Linked DNA regions of Homo sapiens: region 2 is linked to region 1. A link is an interaction called in ENCODE POLR2A ChIA-PET data of the cell type or tissue named here. Cell type or tissue: Caco-2. All regions are shown on one strand.

The links. Peaks named below come from ENCODE experiments on the same cell type or tissue, not always from the same donor. Only the 100,000 strongest peaks of a DNase experiment are listed, where the experiment ranks them.
Region 2: POLR2A ChIA-PET joins it to region 1 with 6 read pairs; 1 of 35 experiments calls an interaction of 5 or more read pairs at or near these places.

The regions. Positions count from the first base shown.
Region 1 is chr20:51,929,958-51,933,957 of GRCh38, reverse strand. No RefSeq gene overlaps it. Among named protein-coding and RNA genes, the nearest start is that of LINC01429, 69 kb to the right of the region's middle. In Caco-2, no CTCF peak of the experiment used is centred here; a DNase peak (open chromatin) is centred at 2,427; H3K4me3 peaks cover 475 bases.
Region 2 is chr20:53,499,151-53,503,150 of GRCh38, reverse strand. All of the region lies in intron 1 of TSHZ2-AS1 (TSHZ2 antisense RNA 1), which reads left to right. Among named protein-coding and RNA genes, the nearest start is that of TSHZ2-AS1, 3.2 kb to the left of the region's middle. In Caco-2, no CTCF peak of the experiment used is centred here; no DNase peak of the experiment used is centred here; H3K4me3 peaks cover 162 bases.

The sequences.
Region 1 (4,000 bases):
TAATTTGTTTCTAGTATTTGACTCCGAAGATAATTTAAAACGAAGCCAGGAGGTTTCATAGCTTTTTATTCCAAAAAGCGACACTTTATTGATAGCAATCATTTTCAAAATTAATGGTTTTCCAATCGGGTAAGGTGGCTCACGCCTGTAATCCCAACACTTTGGGAGGAAGAGGTGAGCAGATTGCCTGAGCTCAGGTGTAGGAGACCAGCCTGGGCAACATGGTGAAATCCCATCTCTACTAAAATACAAAAAATAGAAATAAAAAATTAGCTGGGCACGGTGACACATGCCTGTAGTCCCAGCTACTCGACAGGCTGAAGCACAAGAATTACTTAAACCCAGGAGGCGGAGATTGCAGTGAGCCGACACTGCTACTGCACTCCAGCCTGGGCGACAGAGCGAGACTCTGTCTCCAAAAAAAAATAAAAAAGGTTTTCGGCCAGCAGAGCCATATGGCTTTTTTCTTAAAACATATATTATGAGTGCTTTTTGTCACTAGTTCAAATCATAGATTAATCGTACCCACTAGTTTCAAACAAAGCCATATTAGACAGTTGTGACTCAAATTGCTCCATTTCTATATGTGCCATAAACCATAAATTAGAATTGTTGGCAGTCGACAGATGTCTTTTGAAAGAATGTAGACAGATTGCTGTGTTTTAACATTAACTCTCTAGAGTCTAGACAGAAATTCCTTTATAACCACCAATTTTTGTGTATCCTTCCTGAAATGTTCTATATACAAATAAACCTACATAGTAAATACAAGTCACAGGCACAGCCTTGCTTGAAAAGCACAAATGTGATCAACCATATTCAACATATTCTGCCATTTATTGGGTTTTTTCCTTAACCATAAATACGAACATTTCAGCACATATAGATCAACTTTAGTCTTTTTTTATGTTCATTTCTAATATCGAGTTGTAATAATATATAATAGCAAAGAGTATTGAGAACTTACTCTGTGCCAGCCTTGTTCTAAACGCTGTCTGCACATTAACTAGTTTAGTCCTCATCATCAGCCAATAAGTATTCTGAATATCTTTGTTCTACAGATGGGGATATTGAAGAACTAAGAAGTCAACTAATTAACGATGGACTTATTAATGAACAGATTGTTTCCAGATTTTTCTTTTTTTTTGAGACGGAGTCTCTCTCTGTCACAGGCTGGAGTGCAGTGGCGCGATCTCGGCTCACTGCAAGCTCCACCTCCTGGGTTCACGCCATTCCTCTGCCTCAGCCTCCCGAGTAGCTGGGACTACAGGCACCCGCCACCATGACTGGCTAATTTTTTTGTATTTGTAGTAGAGACGGGGTTTCACCGTGTTAGCCAGAATGGTCTCAATCTCCTAACCTCGTGATCCACCCGCCTCGGCCTCCCAAAGTGCTGGGATTACAGGCATGAGCCACCGTGCCCAGCCTAGATTTTTCTTTCTTTTTTTTTTTTTTTTTTGAGACAGGTCTGACTCTGTCACCCAGGCTGGAGTGCAGTGGTGCAATCTCGGCTCACTGCAGCCTCCGCCTCCCAGGTTCCAGCGATTCTCCTGCCTCAGCCTCCTGGGTAGCTGGGATTACAGGCATGCACCACGACGCCCGGCTAATTTTTGTATTTTTATTTTTATTTTTTGCGACAGAGTCTTGCTCTGTTGCCCAAGCTGGAGTGCAGTGGCGCAATCTTGGCCCACTGCAACCTCCTCCTCCCGAGTTTCTCCTGCCTCAGCCTCCCGAGTAGCTGGGACTACAGGCGTGCGCTGCCACAGCTAATTTTTGTATTTTTAGTAGAGACGGGGTTTCGCCATATTGGCCAGGCTGGTCTCGAACTCCTGACCTCATGATCCGCCCACCTTGGCCTCCCAAAGTGCTGGGATTACAGGTGTGAGCCACTGCGCCTGGCCTTAAAATTCATTTTCTAAGTGCTCTTGAGTTAATAGCTTTTCATGCTAGCTGTCCCTCCCATCACCACCAAATGTAGAGGCTAGACTAAAAGACTGAGATTGTTTTCCAAAAATCACGGAAAAGCTATTTGCTGGACACAAATCTCAGCTTTTTCCTCTCATCTTCACTTAGTTATCAAGTTCCCCAAACTTCTAAAAATCAGTTGTTGTTACTGTTGTTGTTGTCATAAAATTCATCCTGAGAAGCAACCCACACACCAAATGGTGAGTCCCAGCAATGACTTCCTCGCACAAGGAGGGGCTTCCTAGATTTTAGGCAGGAGTCATTCCCCAGAAAAAAACACTCAATTATCAACATTCCTAGCTCCCTTTCTCCCTTTCCAATGAGTACACAGCAAAGGCAAACAGCTTTGACTTCAAAAAAGCAGATCAATCTGCTTCCAAACCCACAGTTCAATGCTCATAAAATCGGATCGTGAGCAAGGCGGCTCTGAGTGTCTGCACACCTTCGTACTCAGCAAGACAGAAAGGCACTTCAGCAATTCCTGGTGATTGGTAGGCAGCCCTGTCATCTGTGAACTGAAAGATCAAAGGCTTAACTCCAGGAAGGGAAATGAGGAGAATTAGTGTCCCGCCAGAAACCTCTCGCCCCACAGTAAGGATGGTGGTTCTTCTTATGATCACCAGCTATTTGGATCTTAATTTGGGATTTCATTAAGGGAATATCCACACTTGAATAAGGGGAATGAAGTTTGCTGTTTCTTTTGAAGTCCAGCTATTAGAGTGAATCGTGATTCAGAACTGTCCATATTTGCAAAGCCCAGAGCTGGGTCCCTGGCACACAGTAAAGCCGTGGTAGCTTTGGCCATGGTTTTTATCATGAACATAACTTGATGGCAAAATTATCTGCATGGTTCAAATAAAAAGGAGTGATTTTTATCCTGCTTTTATGGAGCGTTGTGGAAATTTCTAGAATGGAGTCTGGCACATAGAGGAGCTTAAAATCTTTCTTGTACAAATGACTCAGAGCTTTCCTGGATGATTTAGCATCCCCATGAGAAGCTGGCTGAGGCCCAAAGAGCTGATGTCATTTCCCTGAGGTGGGATTTGAACTGAGGTCTCCAGAGGGTTGCCCTGCCTTTATACTTTTCTCCACAAGTTAAGTCCACGTGGCTGAGCCATTGAATTAACTGAGGTGTCTGTCTGTTCTAGTGCAGCCAGTACATGGAAGAGATCATTCTGCAAACATGACGTAGCCAAGCTTAGCCTGCTGGAAACTCACAGACTTTGGGGCCCCACAGACTTGGGCTTAATCCCCAACCCTGACACTGTATCTGTGTGATCCTGGGAAACTCAGTTTACTTCTCTGAGCCTCATGCTCTTCATATGCAAAGTTGAGATCATGGCATACACGTTTTAGGATCCTTATGAGACTACATAAAATAATATCTGTAAAGAATCCACAATTATGGGATGTGGAGACACAGCTGTGTCTATAGGCTATCAAAATAGCGAGTGGGGTAGACAGAATAGTGGCCCCCTAGAGATTGTGTACATCCTAATCACTGGCAACTATAAATATGTTATATTACGTGGCAAAGGGAAATTAAGGAAGCAAATAGAATTAAGGTTGTTAATCAGCTGACCTTAAAATATAGGGATTATCTTGGATGTTCTGAGTGGGCCCAATGTAATCACAAGGGTCCTGTCAGTACCAAAAGGCAGCAGAAGAGTGGGAGACTGTTGTCTATTGTTTCTCTGCTACTTAGAACTATGTGTGGCACATAGTTGATGCTCAATAAATATTTGTGGCGTGAACGACTGACTGAATGAATGAATGCTATGTTAACTCAGATCATTCCTGTGACCATTTTAGAAACTAAATTTGCCAGGCATGGTGGCACACACCTGTAATCCCAGCATTTTGGGAGGCTGAGGCAGAAGGATCGCCTGAGCCCAGGAGTTCGAGACAAACCTGGGCAACATGGCAAAACCCTGTCTCTACAAAAAAATACAAAAATTAGCCGAGCGTGGTGGCATGCGCTTGCAGTCCCAGCTACTTGGGAGGCTGATGTGGGAGGATTGCTTGAGCCTGGGAG
Region 2 (4,000 bases), 1.6 Mb before region 1:
AGGGTGCCATGCAGCGGTGTGGAGCGAGGAGAGATCCATGTAAGTTTCCGTAGCAAATGCTTCACTTGGCTGTTGTAAAGTGCAAGCAGCCATAGATAAGTAATCAAATGAGCATGGCTGTGTTTCAATAAAACTTTATTGAAAAACAAAACAGATGGTGGGGGCTGGGCTTGGCCCATGGGTTGCAATCTGCTGACGCCTGGTAGAGAATTGGCCAAGACCACAAACAATGGAGCCAGTTGGCCTGGCTGAATCCCAACTCTGCCACTTACTAGCCTGTGGAGATTGAACAACTTATTTGCCCTCTCTGTTCCTCAGTTTCCTCATCTGTCATATGGAGGAGAAAACTGTACTCACCTCAGAGGGTTGTTTGTTTGGATTAAAGGAAATAATATAGGCAGAGTGCTTAGAAAAACGATTGGCATGTGGTGTGTACCATTATAATGCTAAGCTGTTAATTTTAGTGTAAGTGAGGAAGGTAGGCATTCATTAATGATGATCATGCCAAGCAGGATAAAATTACAACTGTAATAAGTGCTGGAAGACAAGGTCCTAGAGGGACTTCAGCTAATTTAGGGGCAATTGCTCAGCTGTGCCCTGAGACCTTTTCTCTACTCCTCTGGGGCAGAAAACTGCTATAGTGGCCACTTAATTTTAATGCATTTTTACCACTTTTTTAGTTTCTTTCACATGTTGTGGTCATACTATATTGATATGTTCCTGGAAAAATTAGAAAAAACACCTCACGCCAAGATAAACATAAGCTCAGTATAAAAAATATAAAGAGGCCAGGCGTGGTGGCTCCCACCTGTAATCCCAGCACTATGGGAGGCCAAGGCGGGCAGATCACGAGGTCAGGAGTTCAAGACCAGCCTGCCCAACATAGTGAAATCCCGTCTCTACTAAAAATACAAAAATTAGCCGAGCATGGGGGTGCGTGCCTGTAATCCCAGCTACTCAGGAGGCTGTGGCAGGAGAATCACTTGAACTTGGCAGGCAGAGGTTGTGGTAAGCTGAGGTCACACCACTGCACTCCAGCCTGGGCAACAGAGCTAGACTCCGTCTCAAAAATAAATAAACGAATGAATGAATGAATGAATGAATAAATAAAAAAATAAACAATACAAAAAATGTAGAAGAGGCAGGGCGCAGTGGCTCACCCCTGTAATCCCAGCACTTTGGGAGGCCGAGGAGGGCGGATCATAAGATCAGGAGATCGAGACCATCCTGGCCAACATGGTGAAACCCATCTCTATTAAAAATACGAAAATTAGCCATGCATGGTGGTGTGTGTCTGTAATCCCAGCTACTTGGTAGGCTGAGGCAGGAGAATCGCATGAACCAGGCAGTTGGAGGTTGCAGTGAGCTGAGATTGTACCACTGCACTCCAACCTGGTAACAGAGCTAGACTCCGCCTCAAAAAAAAAAAAAAAAAAAAAGTAGAAGAAAAGAAACATGAAGAGGCTTCCTACTCATTGTGGTGTTTTTTGTTGCCTTTTTAAAATATACATACATATATGTATGGGTATATATACATATATATACACATATATATATCTACATATATGTATACATATATACAAACACACATATTATATATATATATATATATATATATATATATTTTTTTTTTTTTTTTTTTTTTTTTTTTTTTTTTTTTTTTTTTGAGATGGAGTCTCTCTGTCGCCCAGGCTAGAGTGCAGTGGTGCCATCTCAGCTCATGACACTCCTAATATATATATATTTTTATGCAGGTAATATATGCTTATAATGAAATATTTTGGGCCTAGTGTGGTGGCTCACCCCTGTAATCCCAGCACTTTGGGAGGTCAAGGCAGGCGGATCACCTGAGGCCAGGAGTTTGAGACCAGCCTGGCCAACGTGGCAAAACCCCGTTTCTACTAAAAATACAAATAATTAGCCGGGCGTGGTGGCGGGTGCCTGTAGTCCTAGCTACTTAGGAGGCTGAGGCAGGAGAATTGCTTGAACTCGGGAGGAGGAGGTTACAGTGAGCTGAGATCGTGCCACTGCACTCCAGCCTGGGCGACACAATGAGACTCCGTCTCAAAAAAATGATAAAAAAAAAAAAAAGAAAAAAGAAATATTTTGTAAGTTAAGAAAAAGTAAAAACATACCAAAGAACATAAAATTAAACATTATTCAGAAGTTCAACACCAATAACATTGGTCTATATTCTTTGTCTATCTTCATTTTTTTCTATTTTGTTTTTTAATAAATATACTGTGACTATTTTTAAGTGCTCAAGTATTCATGACTGTGTACTATTCTAAGGCATAGATGTACCATCATTTATTTAATCAGCCTATTTTAGAACACTTAGGTTTATTCCAGTTTTTCACTCTTATAACCAATGTTATGATCAAACATTCTTATTAAATAAATCTCAGTGCACATCTTCAATTATTTTCAAGGAAAGTTCTCCAGAATAGTAATTAATCAAAGGGCATACACATTTTAGAGAAATTGATAAATACTGTTTAATTATTTTCCAGAAAGTTGCTATCCATTTTTGCTTTCAGCAACGATGTGTGTGTATATCTCTTTTTGAGCCCTCTCCAACAATGGGAACATTTTTCTTTATTTTTGTCAGTTTGATAAGTGAAAATGATTTCTTCTTATTTTACTTATTCTACATCCCTTTGATTATTATTGTCACTTGTCTTAAATGTTTATTAACCATTTTAATTTATCAATTTTTTAATGTTGGCTTATACATTTTGCCAAAAGTTTTCTATTTGGATATTTACTTATTTTTCATATATATATATGTATATATACACATATATATATATACACACATATATATACACATACATATATATACACATATATATATACACATACATATATATACACATATATATATACACATACATATATACATATATACACATATATATGTATATATGTGTATATATGTGTGTATATATATATATATACACATATATATAAAACACTCTTCATATAATTAATTAGAACTGTCACCATTAATCATGTATCAATATAAATAATTTTCCCCCAGTGACTTTTCACTGTATTTACAGTATTTGTGTGTGTGTGTGTGTGTGTGTTTTGACTCCTGGAGTTTTTATTATTTCTTCTTTTTATTTCTTTCTTACCATTTAAGGAAGAAATAATTTAAGACCGGAACTTAAGACTTTTAAGGTTGGAATGACTTCCCTGACTCATATCAGCTATCAACATAGATTTTATTCTAATTGTTTTATGATTTGTTTTCTGGATATAATCCTTTAGTTCATCTGGAATATGCTTTAATTTATAGCATAAAACAAATACTTAACTTCAGTTTCTGGTAAGCTTATCAGTTGTGTGAGTACTATTTTATTTTATTTTTTTGTTATTATTATTAGTATTATTATTTGAGACAGAGTCTTACTCTGTCACCCAGGCTGGAGTGCAGTGGCACAATCTCGGTTCACTGCAAACTCAGCCTTTCAGATTCAAGTGATTCTCGTGCCTCAGCCTCCCAAGTAGCTGGGATTATAGGCTCACGTGACCACACCCAGCAAATCTTTGTATTTTTAGTAGAGTTGGGGTTTTGCCACGTTGGCCAGGCTGGTCTTGAACTCCTGACCTCAAGTGTTCCCCCAACGTCGGCCTCCTGAAGTGCTGGGATTCCAGGCGTCAGCCACTGTGCCCAGCCTTTTATTATTATTATTATTATTATTATTATTTTTTTTTTTTTTTTTTGAGACAGAGTCTTGCTCTGTCGCCCAGGCTGGAGTGCAGTGGCATGATCTCGGCTCACTGCAATCTCCACCTCCTGGGTTCAAGGGATTCTCCTGCCTCAGCCTCCCGAGTAGCTGGAAGTAAAGGCATATGCCACCACGCCTGGCTAATTTTTTGTATTTTTAGTAGAGAAGGGGTTTCACCGTGTTGGCCAGGATGGTCTCGATTTCCTGACCTCATGATCCGCCTGCCTTGGCCTCCCAAAGTGCTGTGATTACAGGCGTGAGCC